2 separate regions of the Homo sapiens genome follow, and region 1 is linked to region 2. Evidence: read pairs that join two places in POLR2A ChIA-PET (ENCODE). Cell type or tissue: IMR-90. All regions are shown on one strand. Each heading gives the region's core, and the rest is flanking DNA. Links, peaks and the distances in the headings are about the cores only.

Evidence for each region. ChIA-PET counts read pairs that join two places held together with the same protein. Peaks named below come from ENCODE experiments on the same cell type or tissue, not always from the same donor. Only the 100,000 strongest peaks of a DNase experiment are listed, where the experiment ranks them.
Region 1: POLR2A ChIA-PET joins it to region 2 with 5 read pairs; 2 of 35 experiments call an interaction of 5 or more read pairs at or near these places.

The regions. Positions count from the first base shown.
Region 1 is chr4:48,965,187-48,972,802 of GRCh38, forward strand. No RefSeq gene overlaps it. Among named protein-coding and RNA genes, the nearest start is that of CWH43, 17 kb to the right of the region's middle. In IMR-90, for the core only: no CTCF peak of the experiment used is centred there; DNase peaks (open chromatin) are centred at 3,805 and 5,515; H3K27ac peaks cover 216 bases.
Region 2 is chr4:48,523,276-48,530,891 of GRCh38, forward strand. It overlaps FRYL (FRY like transcription coactivator), which reads right to left. Exons shown (of 64, transcript NM_015030.2): 51 at 4,900-5,061; 52 at 4,696-4,770; 53 at 4,202-4,378. Among named protein-coding and RNA genes, the nearest start is that of ZAR1, 37 kb to the left of the region's middle. In IMR-90, for the core only: no CTCF peak of the experiment used is centred there; no DNase peak of the experiment used is centred there.

The DNA of each region.
Region 1 (7,616 bases), core at 2,093-6,092, 440 kb after region 2:
AACCTGCCACATCTCCCTGTAATTCTTCTGTTCCCCAGGAAGTGCCAGAGTTTGAGGACAATTTTGTATGACTTACTGGTTCCATTCTGTTGTTCTTGTCTGCACAAAAAAATTCATTTAGATCAGGTGGATGGAAAGTCAGTCTAAAATAGAAAAATTCAGAACTAGATTTTTTAAAAATATACTTTTTAAGGTACAAACTAGAAAACAAAAGACTGGTCTGGTTTTGTTCCTGGAATAACTTGACCTTGGGTAAATCACATACTAATTTATAAAATCAGAGGACTGGTGTATCTACCCAAGGAAATAAGTAGTTAATTTCTAAGATCCCTTCTAACTCTAAATCTTGTAAACCAAAAATAAAATTCTAAGTCTCCCCAACCATTTTAATTCACCCATCCTCTGGGCCAAGAGCATTCCAAAGTTAACCTGAAAAACTAGTTCAGGCCATGATGGGAAGGGGAAGCCAGACATGCCTCATTATACCTGCCTCAGTTTTTAGAAGTACTGATAGAACAGACTCTTTAAGTCTGGTAAGAAACATTTACAATCTATTCTCTGAAGCTTGCTACCTGGAGGCTTCCCCTACATGATAAAACCGTGGTCTCCACAACCCCTTATCTTAACCCAGACATTCCTTTCTATCGATTCCAAGTCTTTAGACAGTAACTTAACAAATCTTTCGGCAAATTGCTAATGAGAAAATGTTTGAACCTACCTGTGATGTGGAAGCCCCTCTGCTTCTAGTTGCCCTGCCTTTCCTGAACAAACCAACGTATATCTTACTTGTATTGATTGATGTCATTTGCCTCCCTAAAATGTATCAAGCCAAATTGTAGCCTGATCACCTTGAGCACATGTTCTCAGGAGCTGCTGAGGGGTGTGTCACAGGTCACTCACATTTGGCTCAGTATAAATCTCTTCAAATATTTTACAGAGTTTGACATTTTTCATCAACAAACTCTATGAACTTAATATGCATGTAGAATACACACTAGGCTGTTTCCAAGAAGACAGCACATCAAGCCTCTTTAAAATTTAAAAATGAACTTGCAGTAATTACTTGTAATTAGTGTAATTATCTTTTATAAGTGTGCTACTAGGTTGGAATATTTTGGTTTTAGTAAATAGACTAAATGTTTGAACTAGTCACTATGTCATGCATATTATTAATTGGCCTAAAACCTCACATACGTCTATTATACTATGCAATTTTCATATAGTCCTATTTGTGGTGATTACCACAGATTCAGTATTGTCAAATTAATATATGTATAGGTATACATATACAGTACTTGGCAAAAGCATCCTTTGAATCAGTAGACTTTCTTTTCTGTTGTTGAAAATTTGGCACCTTCTAGGAAATGTGTGTTTTTAAAAATAAATAAAAGATAAAAGTCTTTTGCTATAATCTACTTTGTATTTCAAAGTTTTATTGTTTCTTGGGGAAGATTGACGCTATTGTCACCATAGTATTGCAACCAGCCAGTTTCTAAGTTTTCAGATCTGTGAAAGCAGGTGTTGGGCCCCATTCTTTCTTTCCCCAAAGGCCCTTATACAAATTGACACCATCCCTCCCCAGTGACCTGCTTTGCATTCCAGAGATCTCCAAGATGAACAGGGATTCTTTTGTACACCCTTTATCATCCTCCAATGCCTCCTGGACAATACACTTCAAAACCAAGAGGGGCTGATCAAATGATTCTTCCTGGGACAAGAAGATGTGCTGCAGCTTCCATCTGCAGAGAGGAGACCAGCTGGAATAACTGAACACCTTCTCTGAATAGGTCCCTTGTTTGAAGTTGGCCTTAGTAAGTTCCCCATTACATAGACAACCAAGCAGATGCATGGCTAGTGATGCCACATATTGGGGGAAACTCTTAGACCCTAAGGACACTTACTAGGGTAACACTTATGGCCTATCCTTACCAACTGGCTTAAGTCTCCCTCAGGAGGTACTGGTGGTTTGGGAATAAGTTGCTGGCCTGCTTCATTCAGGCTTTTCCCCTCCCTTTCTGTTTTTGGGATTGGCCTGCCCCAGAGCACACACTCTGTTCTGCAGTTGGTTATGAAATACAGGCTCTGCATCTGTGGGTGAGACCTGTGCTTTTTCTAGGGCTGCCTGTGGCTGTGTGGGTGAGTCTGCCTAATTCTTGGGTTCAGTTATCAGGACACCCATTGTTGTTGCATACCTAAGCCACATGCTCCCTTTCAGCTTTTATGAGCAGTCAAGCTGCTGATTTTTACATCTTTATCTGCTTGATTCCTTTATACCTTTCAGTTGGTTCAGAGATTGAGTGGGGAAGAAGGCTGTTATGTATATTGACTCTCTCAAACCTCCACACTATGTGCTAGCCACAGGAAACTAAATTAGTCAAGACATAGTTCCTTTGCAAGGTGAATGGACAATCTGGCAACTATGAAGACCCCAAAATGACAAACTTGCAAGGATAGCGCACACCCAAAATTGGGCAGTCACAATTCTCTACCCCTTTATTCACCCAGCACAAGTTACTCCACCCTCTGGATGAGCCATCACACAGGACTACTTGTGGACTTAACTATGTATATTGAAGCTAATGTTGAGAGTGGTATTGCAACATTTTTTTTTTTCTGTATGTGTGTTGGAATGGGAGAGACTAGACAGGGAGGTGAGGGAAAGGGAGGAGCAAGCAGGCTGGAAACTCTTCAAGGCAGACTCTGGTGCTAACTGGTTGTAACCTGCCAGGGCTCAGTGGGGTGCATTATCTCATCAGCCTGGTCCTGCTCATTTAATTCAGCAAACTCCATTTGAGCATGTGCTAAATGGCAGGTGCATTTCACATTCTTTGCCCTTGGTTTCAAGGTCCCTTCATTAGGCTGTGCTGGCATGCTTGGTCAAACTTCTGATTTAGACCAACTGATTAATCCTTGAACCCCAAATACAACTTTTCTTTGCTTTACTTTGTTCCTTTTCTCGGTGTCACTCTGTTCAGCTGGAATGGGCTTCTCCCAATCCCTGCCGTTTGTGATCCTCTCCATCCGTCCAAGCCATCTGCCTTGACTGCCTGAGTGGATGTGAGCTTTTACTTTACAGGGACCCTTCTTCTGCTATTCTTGAATCTGTTTCTTTAATGAGTAACCAGATGAATTTCATTTTCTTCTCCAGATTCTCTCTGGTGGGGCCCCTGAATTGGTTTTTCATAGTTCTGTCCCATCAGGCGTCTGATATAAAATGACCTCACAGACACAGAAGCAATCTCATACTTCTCAAAAGACACATATGGGTATCTATTTGATTTATAGTTTTAGATATCCTGTTTCAGCTCAGATTATACACTTTTGGAGGGATGTATGTTTTGCATCTTTTAAGATACTTAACAACTGATATTTAATTAATAGCAACAGAGAATGCACAAGTTTCACCCCAAATTCTGTAAGACACATATCAGAGAAGTCTACTATGAACTCAAAATGCTTTATCCTAAAACTTCATATGCATTTTGCATTCTTCTCTGTAGTATATCCATGCTTGTTTTAATATAAAAATGTTATGAATTGCTTACCCTGAATAAACCTAATGCTCCAAGCAGATCTGCAATGTTGAATTGCTGAGTCTATACCATTTGATACACTGCCACCTACCCCTGTCGTGTATTTCAGTTTCAGAAGCATGGGTAGTAGATGCTCAAGAAATGTTTATTGAATGAAGAAACGAATGAGAAATTTGATAATACTAATGGAATTCTTGTATTTAGGTAACTCCTTCTAGAAATTTATACATTGAGTCACAGTTTTCCAAGGGAGCTAACTCACAGCATGATGTAAGTTGCATTTGATCTGTGGTTTCTTTCAAGTCAGACCAGTTAGTGCACTGACGCAATCATTCTTTAATTGGCTTCACTTTGCTGGTGGGAAAATGGAGGCTCAGGAAGGTAAATGAGCATCACAATATGCCATTCATAACTAGACCATCGCAGCTCTGCTTCTGGGGCCCCCAGGTGACTCTCTCCTTCATGCCCTCAGATCCTCAGATCATGCCCCCAACCCCTTCCAAAGGCAGCTCTTATCCTGCTGGACTGTGATCACCTGAGCTGACTCCACTTCTGGGCCATGAGCTCCTCCTGGCTGGGACTATGTCTTGCTCATCTCTATGCACTCAGGGATGATGATGGCCCCTCACCCACAGAGGGCTCACAGTTAATGTTCAGAGGATGACTACGTAAAAATGTATATATCCAAGAAACTGCTGAATGATCCATACATTTTTTTTTAAATATAGATTTTTGATTTCCTAGACATGCCTTCTAAGTAAACCTTAAAAAGAATCTGCTAGGATGGTGCTCTTGATGATAAGTCTAAGTGAAAGAAAACCTAATGTTCATGTTAGGATATGAACTCAATGTTTCTTAAAACTTTTTTATTTTATTTTTACTACATTGAAAATGTTTGTTCAGGCAGACCTTTTTACTTTGGGGGCACCAAAGTGATTGATGCCCTTTAATCTCATTGAGAAACCCTCTTGGCCCTGGCCACAGGGATAAATTTGGTTGGCACTTCTGGCTCTGCTGCTACAGGCACATGGCTTGTCTGGTCCTCTGTGGGGATATTAATTGCCATCACTGCTCCTTTTTTAGGAGCCTGTGTTATATCTGCTGCAGGACAAATGGCTTTTCATATATCCACAGAGTTGTATATTCATCATCACTTTTGGAACATTTTCATCATCCTCCAAAGAAACTCCATACCCTTTTGTCATCACTCTCTAACCTCCCCTACCCTCCCATCCTCTGCCCTCATCACCCCCTGCAACACATACATGCATGGGAAACTAGCCATGTGCACAATGAGAAAGCTCTGTTGCAAATACAATAAGTGACTTTGAATATGAATGTCAGGATTATTATTATTATTTTAATTTATTTAATTTATTTATTTTTTTTAGAGATAAGGTCTCACTATGTTATCCAGGCTGGTCCTGAACTCCTGGGCTCAGGCAGTACTCCAACCTAGGCCTCCCAAAGTGCTGGGATTACAGGTTTGAGCTACCACACCTGGCTGCAAGGATTACTTTGTTTTCAAGTGACTAAAACCCAGACTAAACAGTCTTGGACAAAAGGGAGAATTTTCTGACTGTAATGGTAATTTTATATGTCAACTGGGCCTTGGGGTGCCCAGATATTTGGTTACATATTATTTCTGGGTTTGTGTGTGAGAGTGATTTTGGGTGAGACTAACATCTGAATCAGTAGACTGAGTAAAGCAGATTGCCCTCCCAAATGTGAGTTATCCTCTTCCAACCAGTTGAAGGCCTGAATAGAACAAAAAGGCTGGCCCTCCCCCAGATAAAAAAAGGAACTCTTCCTGCCTGACCACTTTGAGCTGGCAGTCAGTCTTTTTCTGTCTTCTGACTCAAACCAAAACATCTGGTCGTCTTGGGTCTTGAGCCTCCTGGCTCTTGGACTGGACTTACACCATTGGCTCTTCTGGATCTCCAGCTTAGCAACTGCAGATCTTGGGGCTTCTCAGCTTCCATAATCATATGAGCCAATTTCACATAATAAATCTCTCTCTCCACCCCCCTCTCCCACCACACAGACACTCACATACTCACAGACACATTCTATTGGTTCTACTGGTCTGGAGAACGCTGACTCATACATTGACTAATAGGATCCATGGAACTATTGAACAACCAAACCATTGAAAGAGCACAGATGCAGCTGGATCGTAAAACAGAATGAGGGGCTCAAATGCTGCCGAGAGTCTTCTTCCTCCCTGCTTTTCCTTTATTTTTTATTTTTGTTTTTCTGAGATGGGGTATCACTCTCTCACTCAGGTTGGAGTGCAGTGGTGCAGTCTCAACTCACTGTAACCTCAGCCTCCCAGGCTCAAGCAATCCTCCCACCTCAGCCTCCTGAGTGGCTGGGACCACAGGTGCATACCATTACTCCTGGCTAATTTGTTGTATTTTTGGTAGAGACGGCTGGTCTTGAATTCCTGGGATCAGGTGATCCACCTGCCTTGGTCTTCAAAGTACTGAGATTACAGGAATAAGCCACCATGCCTGGTCCTTTATTTTTAATTGACAAGTAAAAATTGTGTATAGTTTTGGTGGTGCACACGTGATAGTTTTTTCTCTTCTTCTTCTTTTTTTTTTTTTTTGAGACAGAGTCTCGCTGTGTTGTCCAGGCTGAAGTGCAGCAGTATGATCTCGCTCACTGCAACATCCACCTCCTGGGTTGAAGCAATTCTCCTGCCTCAGCTTTCTGAATAGCTGGGATTACAGGTGCAAGCCACCATGCCCAGATAATTTTTGTATTTTTAGTAGAGATGAGATTTCAGCATGTTGGCCAGGCTGGTCTTGAACTGCTGACCTCAAGTGATCTGCCCGCCATGGCCTCCCAAAGTGTTGGGATGACAGGTGTGAGCCACCATGCCAGGCCGATATTTTGATATATGTATACATTTTGGAATAACTAAATCAATCTAATCCAAGGAACTTCTTTCTTCTCTGCCCTTTTATTAATGTAGAATTCATTTTCTTCTGATACAAGCCACCTTACTCTGCAAGGTGGGAAACACAAAACACCTCCCCTGCTTTACATTACATGACCTCCTCACCAAAAAAGATAAAAACAGTTCTGAAGCCTAAAGCTGCCAATATTGGCCAGGTGTGGTGACTTATGGCTGTAATCCCCACACTTTGGGAGGCTGAGGTGGGAGGGTCACTTGACCCCAGGAATTCAAGGTTACAGTGAGGTATGATTACACCACCGCTTGGGCAACATAGCAAGGCCCTGATATGGTTTGGCTCTGTGGCCCCACTCAAATCTCATCTTGAATGGTAATCCCCATGTGTCAAGGGAGGAACCTGGTGGGAGGTGATTGGATCATGTGGGTGGTTCCCCCATGTTGTTTTCATGATAGTGAGTGGGTTCTCATGAGATCTGATGGTTTAAAAGTGTGGCGCTTCCCCCTGCTCCTCCTGCCGCCATGTAAGAGGTGCCTTGCTTCTCCTTCACCTTCCATCATGATTGTAAGTTTCCTGAAGACTCCCAGCCATGCAGAATGGAACTGAGAGTCAATTAAACCTCCTTTCTTTAGAAATTACCCAGTCTCAGGTAGCATCTTTATAGCAGTGTGAAAACAGGCTAATACAAACCCCATCTCTACACAAAATTTTAAAAAATTAATTGGATGTGGTGGTGCATACCTGTAGTTCTAGCTACTTGGGAGGCTGAGGTGGGAGCATCACTTGAGCCTGAGCCCAGGAGTTCAAGGCTGCAGCGGGCTATAGATTTTGCCACTGTACTCCAGCCTCAGTGACAAAGGGAAATCCTGTCTCTAAATAAATAAATAAATAAATTACCAATATGGACAAAGTTCCCCAGGAAGACAATCAGGCCAACCTTCAAAAATCATTAATGATTTGTGGAGTGAAGTTTCTTCTGGGGAAGTATGGTAATATTGTGCTTCAAACTTCATATAGCCTACAAAACAGAAGTAATGGTTAGTGGCACCCAACATCTGGGTTACTAAGTGAAGATATAATAAAAATTAAGAGGCATGTTTATGTCACACCATATGCTTAAAATCTAATAATAGTAATGATGCAGACATATAGGTACAATAAA
Region 2 (7,616 bases), core at 2,056-6,055:
TTATATTTAAAAAGATCAAAATTATTTGGTTGACAACCTGTTTTAACGAAATAATTTTCTTGACTTTCTATCTTGTATTACTGGGGACCAAGTAAATCTACTATCTAAGCCATTTCTATTCTAATACACAAACATGAATGAGACCACAAAGAAGACAAATACATCACAGATGACAACAAATAAACAATCCATAACACCAGGCTGCAACTTACCTGCAGCTCCTGGTTAGCAAAAAGGAAAACACACAGAATTAGAAAAAAACGAAGACAAACATTTAAATATACACTACACTTTTGGGGCAAACTCTTTGTGATTTCTCAAACCCAAAGACTGATTCAAGCTCTGGATTAAGCTTTGTGCAGAAAGTCAACATGTGATTCAAATCTTTTTTTATGCAAAATATGTTGTGAAAAAGTCAGAGACAGACACTTAAAACAACATTTCTATGATACACTTTGGCAACACAAACTTTAAGAAAATCTTCAAGATTTACAAAGGTTTAATACTTAGTACAATGCAAAAACTGACTTTAAATACCCACATGCACTTGACAACATACAAGGTCACAATTATTTCAGTTGGTAGGATAGCTCTGGCTAAATTCAATGGTCATTTTTTGCTACAAAATATAATTTAAAATCAAGATCACAGCCATCAAAACATAACTGTTGCCAATTTTAAAAGGTCAAGAGGAAATATGACAAATTTCAATTTCTCCCACTTAAGGATTTATATAAGTTATGTTTCTGTTATTCTAAGCTGCTCCTCCTTTTGTAAGGATATAATCCCTACAATTTTTCTTAGGCCCTGATATGACAAACTATATTGAGCTGGCTACCAAAATATGATTTTTTTTTTCTGTATCCCTTTACACAGGAATTGTCCAGATTAGAAGTTTTCAAATCTTTTTTTTTTTTTTGAAAGCAGAAGAATACTTATTTCAAATGAAATTTTAGATGGCAGTCAATTGTGCAAAACAGAAAACCAGAGCTGCTCTGGTTGAAGGTGTCCAGGAACTTGGCCCATTGGATCTTTGAATCTGTCCCGGCTGTTTCTGAAGATATCTTGGAAGCCCTAGGGCCCTGCATGTCAGAGTTTGAAAACCACCTTCCTGGAACATATCATTTCAAATATTATTATGTACCAAAACACATAATGGCAACAGCACTCAATATATATTTGGTGAGTGAATGAATATGCACTGTGGGCTTTCAAAGTGAGGAGATATTTTATTATAATTTTCATTAGTGGTTAAGTTTGTTTTGTAGCAATCAAAGTATTTCCTATTACCATGTTTTAAACAAGACTATATCCAGGTTTTAGAAAATGTGTATCGCTGATTTGGCGTAATTATGAGGGATAAATTAGCGTGCTCCACCCCACCCCTGATTACTGTGACTTGAATTAAAGACAGAACTACAAATGAACATCCTTAGTCCATTCTAAGGTTCTATTAAAAGCCATGTTTATTACCACTGACATTTTAGAGCACTGAATGAACTTGAAAGCATTTACAGTTCTCTTTAAACAAGAGGCAAACAAAAAGAAAAATAACCTTACCATTACAAAAATGTCAAGAGCTGCCTTTAGAAATTTAAATTCTGGACTGAAAAAAGCAACTAACTACAGAAGAGTTTAGAAGCTGCTCCTGGCCTTGGGTAGGGCAGCAGGTCTCTTTAACCTATTCCACTCCGTTACTTGGTTGTGCAAGTCTGTTCTATTTCCTACAATATATTTTTTCAAATGATGAGTGTGAAACTAATTTTAGGGTGGTAACCTACACTTTTTGAAAAAAAAAAAAAAAGAATGAAAAGGAAGAGAATAGAAAATATCAGTATGCACAGCATAGAGTTTGGATGCATATTCTTGCAACTTTTATTTTTAAAGGTATATATATATATATATATATATATATATATATACACACACTTGGATGTGATGTAAAATGTATTAACTGTGGATTAGTGTCAAAAAAAAGTTTAAAAGCTACTGCTCTGAAAGGTGCTAAATAATACCTGTTCTTGAGTTCCTATGAACCTGTACAATTGTGTCTTTGGGAAAATGTAAATGGTGGAGTATTCCATAGGAGCCTACACAGCTCCTAAACTGACATGAAGGCATTTGCATTACTTGGAGGCACCATGGTCACATCCTCACATCTGCAGGGGGCACTGAGGCATGTTGAGGAGAGGGAACTTTACTTCCTCAAACTGGTCTTCCATGGACAATGAACAGTGTGATACGGGAGAGTGCATTACATTTCATTCCTCCGCCTCACCTATTAGAGCCAAAGGAAACACCCCTACAAGAAGAGCTGATGAATGTGTATAAGCTGTATATGAGTTGTATATGTATATGTACATGAGAGTTGATCAGTGTGTATGATCTGTATGAGTTGTATATGTATATGTATACGAGAGCTGATGAATGTGTATGAGCTGTATATGAGTTGTATATGTATATGTACATGAGAGTTGATGGATGTGTATGATCTGTATGAGTTGTATATGTATACGAGAGCTGATGAATGTGTATGAGCTGTATATGAGTAGTATATGTACATGAGAGTTGATGAATGTGTATGAGCTGTATATGAGTAGTATATGTATATATGTACATGAGTTGATGAATGTGTATGAGCTGTATATGAGTAGTATATGTATATGTACATGAGAGTTGATGAATGTGTATGAGCTGTATATGAGTTGTATATGTGTATGTATATGAGAGCTGATGAATGTGTATGAGCTGTATATTAGTAGTACATGTATATGTACATGAGAGTTGATGAATGTGTATGAGCTGTATATGAGTTGTATATGTGTATGTATATGAGCTGATGAATGTGTATGAGCTGTATATGAATAGTATATGTATATGTATATGAGAGCTAAATGTATTTGAGCTATGAGTTTTGATTCTTTAGAAAAAGATACATCAAGATATGGTATACAGATACTTGGTATTAAGGCATTTTGGTCTTCTTGCATACAGATATTTGTAGCAATTTCAAAATGTACATGTTTAAAACAAATCTATTTGATATAAACTTTCAGGGTTAAGAGACTGTGGTTTAGGGAACTGAGCTCAGCTACAGAAATGGATCTCTAATAGCCTAAGACAACCAGGGTAATCCTATTCTATTCACTAGAGTGGTTGTTTCAGAAAGTAGCATGTGTCCTAATTTGGGCCAATGAGATGTTACAAGAAGTTTGCTAAGACCATTTAGGAAAGCAGCTTCCTTACTTTTCTGAGAGCATTTCTGGATGTGACCCTCACCTCCTTCAAACACTGCTGTGTGTGGGGCTAAGATTACCCAGCAATGAAGACGGTTTTGCTGCTATCTGAGGTCAAGCTGACTGGCAGAGAAGGGGAGAGCCTAGAGAACTGCAGATAAACAGCCAGAAACTTCATTGAGCCATATCTAAATATAAGCTCTAATTCTGGACTAGTTTTGTGGGCTAATAAATCTACTTTCTGAGTTTTAAATTCCATTTAGAAAGCATCTCAACTGACATAACTACCAATATAATGTAATCCAGACTAAATCAATTTAGAAGAGAAACGCTTTGAGTATTAAATGAAACCAGGCATTTGAGAGAGTTACCTACATCATAAAGAAGAAAGTGATTTCGAATGTCAAAGAAAGAAGCTCAGTCATTTGCCAAAGGGAAGAGTTCTAGAAAGACAAACCCTTTGTGATATGTCAATTTAGTGGTAAGTGTGTATATGAGTAGTATATGTATATGTACATGAGAATTGATGAATGTGTATGAGCTGTATATGAGTAGTATATGTATATGTACATGAGAGTTGATGAATGTGCAATTTAGTGGTAAGTGCAACTCTCTTTAAAGTTGTCCTTAATCAATTCTCATATAAATTTTTACCATTTGGCTGCATATTAGTTTGTAAGACAAATCATGCAAAACATTTAAGTCTAAGCATACCCTGAAAATAATTTTGAAGGAAGCCATTTTTTAATTTTATATTTTTAAAGATAAAGATGAAAAATGGAATGTTTCTCTTTTATCTCAGACTTATTCTATTGACTAATTGTGGTAATCAAATTTAATTCCTAATTTAGATTTTTACCTTTTTGACCTTACACTGACCTCAATAAGGAATGATCCTGTGATCAAATCCTTAATTCTCATACAACTGTTCTATAAATATTAACAGAGAAAGCCCACATCCTTACCTCTGCATCTTCCAATTCAACATCTAAAAAGTCAAAATCCTTAAAAACACCAAACTGTTGTTCACTGCTATTATCTTCCACAGCTACTTCTTCCTCTTGATTTATGTCTTCTGTTGTAGAAATTAGGCTAGTCTGTTGGTCACCGACTTCCAAATCCTCATTAGAAGAAAATACAACCTGATGCCCGATTAAAAAAAAAAAAAAAGTCCATCCATCAGATTTGTCACTCTGCGTATGAGGTATCAGTACCCCAAAGCCACCGCAGGCCTCATTCTTCAATGAATTCACAGCTTAAATTTGGTCTTCATGTTTAACTAGTTGAACACATAGTTAGCATGGCTGCCAGGTGTCACAAGAGATAAGAAATCTTTTTTTCATTCTGAGTTAATACCGTAAGTAAGGTAAATTAGAAAAGGCAAGCAAGGAGACAGATCATTTCTTCAAGGAATAACATGATCTTTAAGACCTTGACACAGGTCTTCATGATTACTCACTGATGGGTTCTTTGGGAGGCCAGATTCTGGACCACAGAGAGAAAGCACATTCATTAGCTTTTCTCTTGTTCTTCGCTAAAGGAAAAAAAAAAATTAAAATGTTAGGACTGCTGATAAAATAAGACAAATTCTCAAGTTTTCATACCTATAACAAAACTGATTCTTCTGTTCTATGAATGTTCCATTTTGATATTCTTTATGTACCTGTGATAACTGTGGCCTTTTCCAACTAACAGGAACCAAGGCATTAGAATTAGAACCAGAAGAAGTTGAGGAAGTACTTCTAGTGACAGCAATAACTTTTGGTTTCCCATTTCTTCCAGCCGCACTGTGCTGATCACCATATTTGTTTCCAATAATTGGTGTCTACACAGAAACAAAATGTCAGTGTTTGGCTCAAATATTTCAACATAAAAGAAACTTAAAAGGGTTAACAGTGCACCTATAATATTTTTTACAAATAAAAAAAAAGATGAGGAGAGAAATTACTTTGCATGAGGCAGATGTTAACAAAGATCAAAGGTAATGATATATATATATTTTTAATCAAGAGACTTTATTGGAAATAATAATTTTACATCTGAGATTATCAGAAAGCCTATTCCTACTTTAAATGTAATCTGCATTCTTTAAAAACCACCATCTCCACCTTTCCCCACCATGATTATAAAATATACCCAAAACTCAGAAAATGTAAAAAAGATTTATATTTTAAATATCAAATCATCTGTTTTCTTACCACTCAGACTTAATATTTGTTAAATTTTGGCGCTTTTTCAAAGCATATTGTCAAGTATGCTTCAGCAATGTGGTTTAGCAAATACTGAAGTAACAAAAGAGGAACACTTCTATGTAGATTCTTATTACAAATCTGATGTGTAATACTTCCAAAATTTATTTCAGTAAAAATTCTATGATAATCAAAAACTCATTTATATTTGACTTTGTAAAGTGTTTTAAATTTGCATTTGAAAATAAAATTCAAGCTCATCTGCATGTCATACGAGTCCCTTTATGCTCAACTGATCATCCTTCTCTCCCTAGCCTCAACTACGACCACTTCCCCCTCTCTGAACTTCACACACCAGCAAAACTGAGCTTGCTCTTGTTTTCCAAACACACCATGCTCTTTTATAGACCCGTGTTTTAGCCTATGTTGCCCCTTTGCATGGAATATCCACTAAGTAAACTTCTAATCATCTTTTAATGATGACTCCAGACTTTTAAGGAGGCCTTCTGTTCTACCACCACCACCTCTGTGTAATCAAACTTGGACACTTACCATGCTGACTGTAAACTGTTTATGTGCCTGACTTCCCTACTACACATGTATCCACTGGACCATGTGTGATTGCCTCTATACCTTTGGTGTATCTCCAGTGCCTATGCATGGCAGGTACTGAGGAATTTTTGATGCAACAAATTGAAATTAAGTATATAAAATGTTTTGAGAATTTGCATCACTGCTTCAAATAACGATCGATTTCTGAATCAGAAGGAAAAGGAAAGCCAAGCTTCTCCATCATACTCCCATGCTATTATACATACATCTTGCTAGAAATTCTCAGATATTATTAACTAAAAAATTAGTAACAAATATGCTTTCTACATAAAAAAATAAAGTTTAGGATAAATTCTAATGCCAAGACTAAACTGCAATAAAACATTTTTTATCTATATAATTCTAATCAACAAAAAAGTAAGTAGAGCTTCAATTTTTAATCTTTCTCAACCTTACAATACTTGATCAATAACTTCCTTCTTGAAAAGTTCCTCCCTTGGCTTCCGAAAGACCACTTCAATGGCACCAAGGCACCAAGAGTGGGCTCAGGTGCCAGAGGGAAAAAAAATCGGGACTCTCAGCAAGGATGAGAAATCTTTAAGTGAGATTTTTATTAATATACAGCATAGCCAGGCTCCAGGGTTCCTTCTGGACTGATGGCCCCTGCTTCTGTCTAGTCCTAAAATATCCAGTTTCTCAGGTTTCCTTTAGTTGTTGCCTTCTGTTCTTTTCAGTTTTCCTTCCATGGTTTCAGCCATTCACTTATACAACACTGAAACCCTTAATTTGTTACTTCCACCCAAGTTTTCCTCTAAAACTTCAGATCCCAAAATTTAACTGACCACCAGGCACCTCCTTTAGTATGTTTCTGGGTCACTTCTGAGTCAACATGTCCAAGACGGAACTCATTGCCCCCTCTCCTTCCCTGCTGTAAGATCTGTTCCTGCATTCCCACTCTCTTGAGTGGTGCAACATTGATCTACCTGTCAAGGCCATTCATCAAATCCTTGATGCCTCTTCCCCACTTTCCCATTAAATCCCATCAGTTACTTCCTTGGTCTTTTTGTAAACCATCTCTCTTCCTTCTTCATTACCTCTGCAATTGTCTTGGGACAGTCCCACATTATCTTTTGCCCAAATTCTTCTAACAGATTCCTTACCAACTGTCCTCTCCTCCTCCCTGCTCTATTTTCTATCCTGTGGCTAGAGTGATCCTCCTAAAATGCAAACCCTAATACGCCAACTAAAAATCCTTTAAGAGCTCCTACTGGTTTAGATAAAACCAGTTTGTTACTATGAAATGCAAGATCCCCATGATCTTGCCCCTTCCTATGCCTTCAGCCTCATGTCTCATCACACTCTACTTGCATTTTTTTGAACTCTGTGCCCAAGGTAGGCGGTACTAGTTGGAAGTGTCTGGAACACCATGCTTTCTCACGCTTACAAGCCTTCATTCACACATTCTCCATTTCTTTGCATTTAACCTCCCCTCCCCAAACTGCCATAGATGCCTGTCTAGAATTACTTGTCTTTCAACACTCAGCTCAGATGTTGGTTCCTTTCTGAAACCACTCCTTTAGATAGATGCTACATACTCCCCTAGCACTTTTAATGTATTCCAGCCGAGTGTTGATTACTA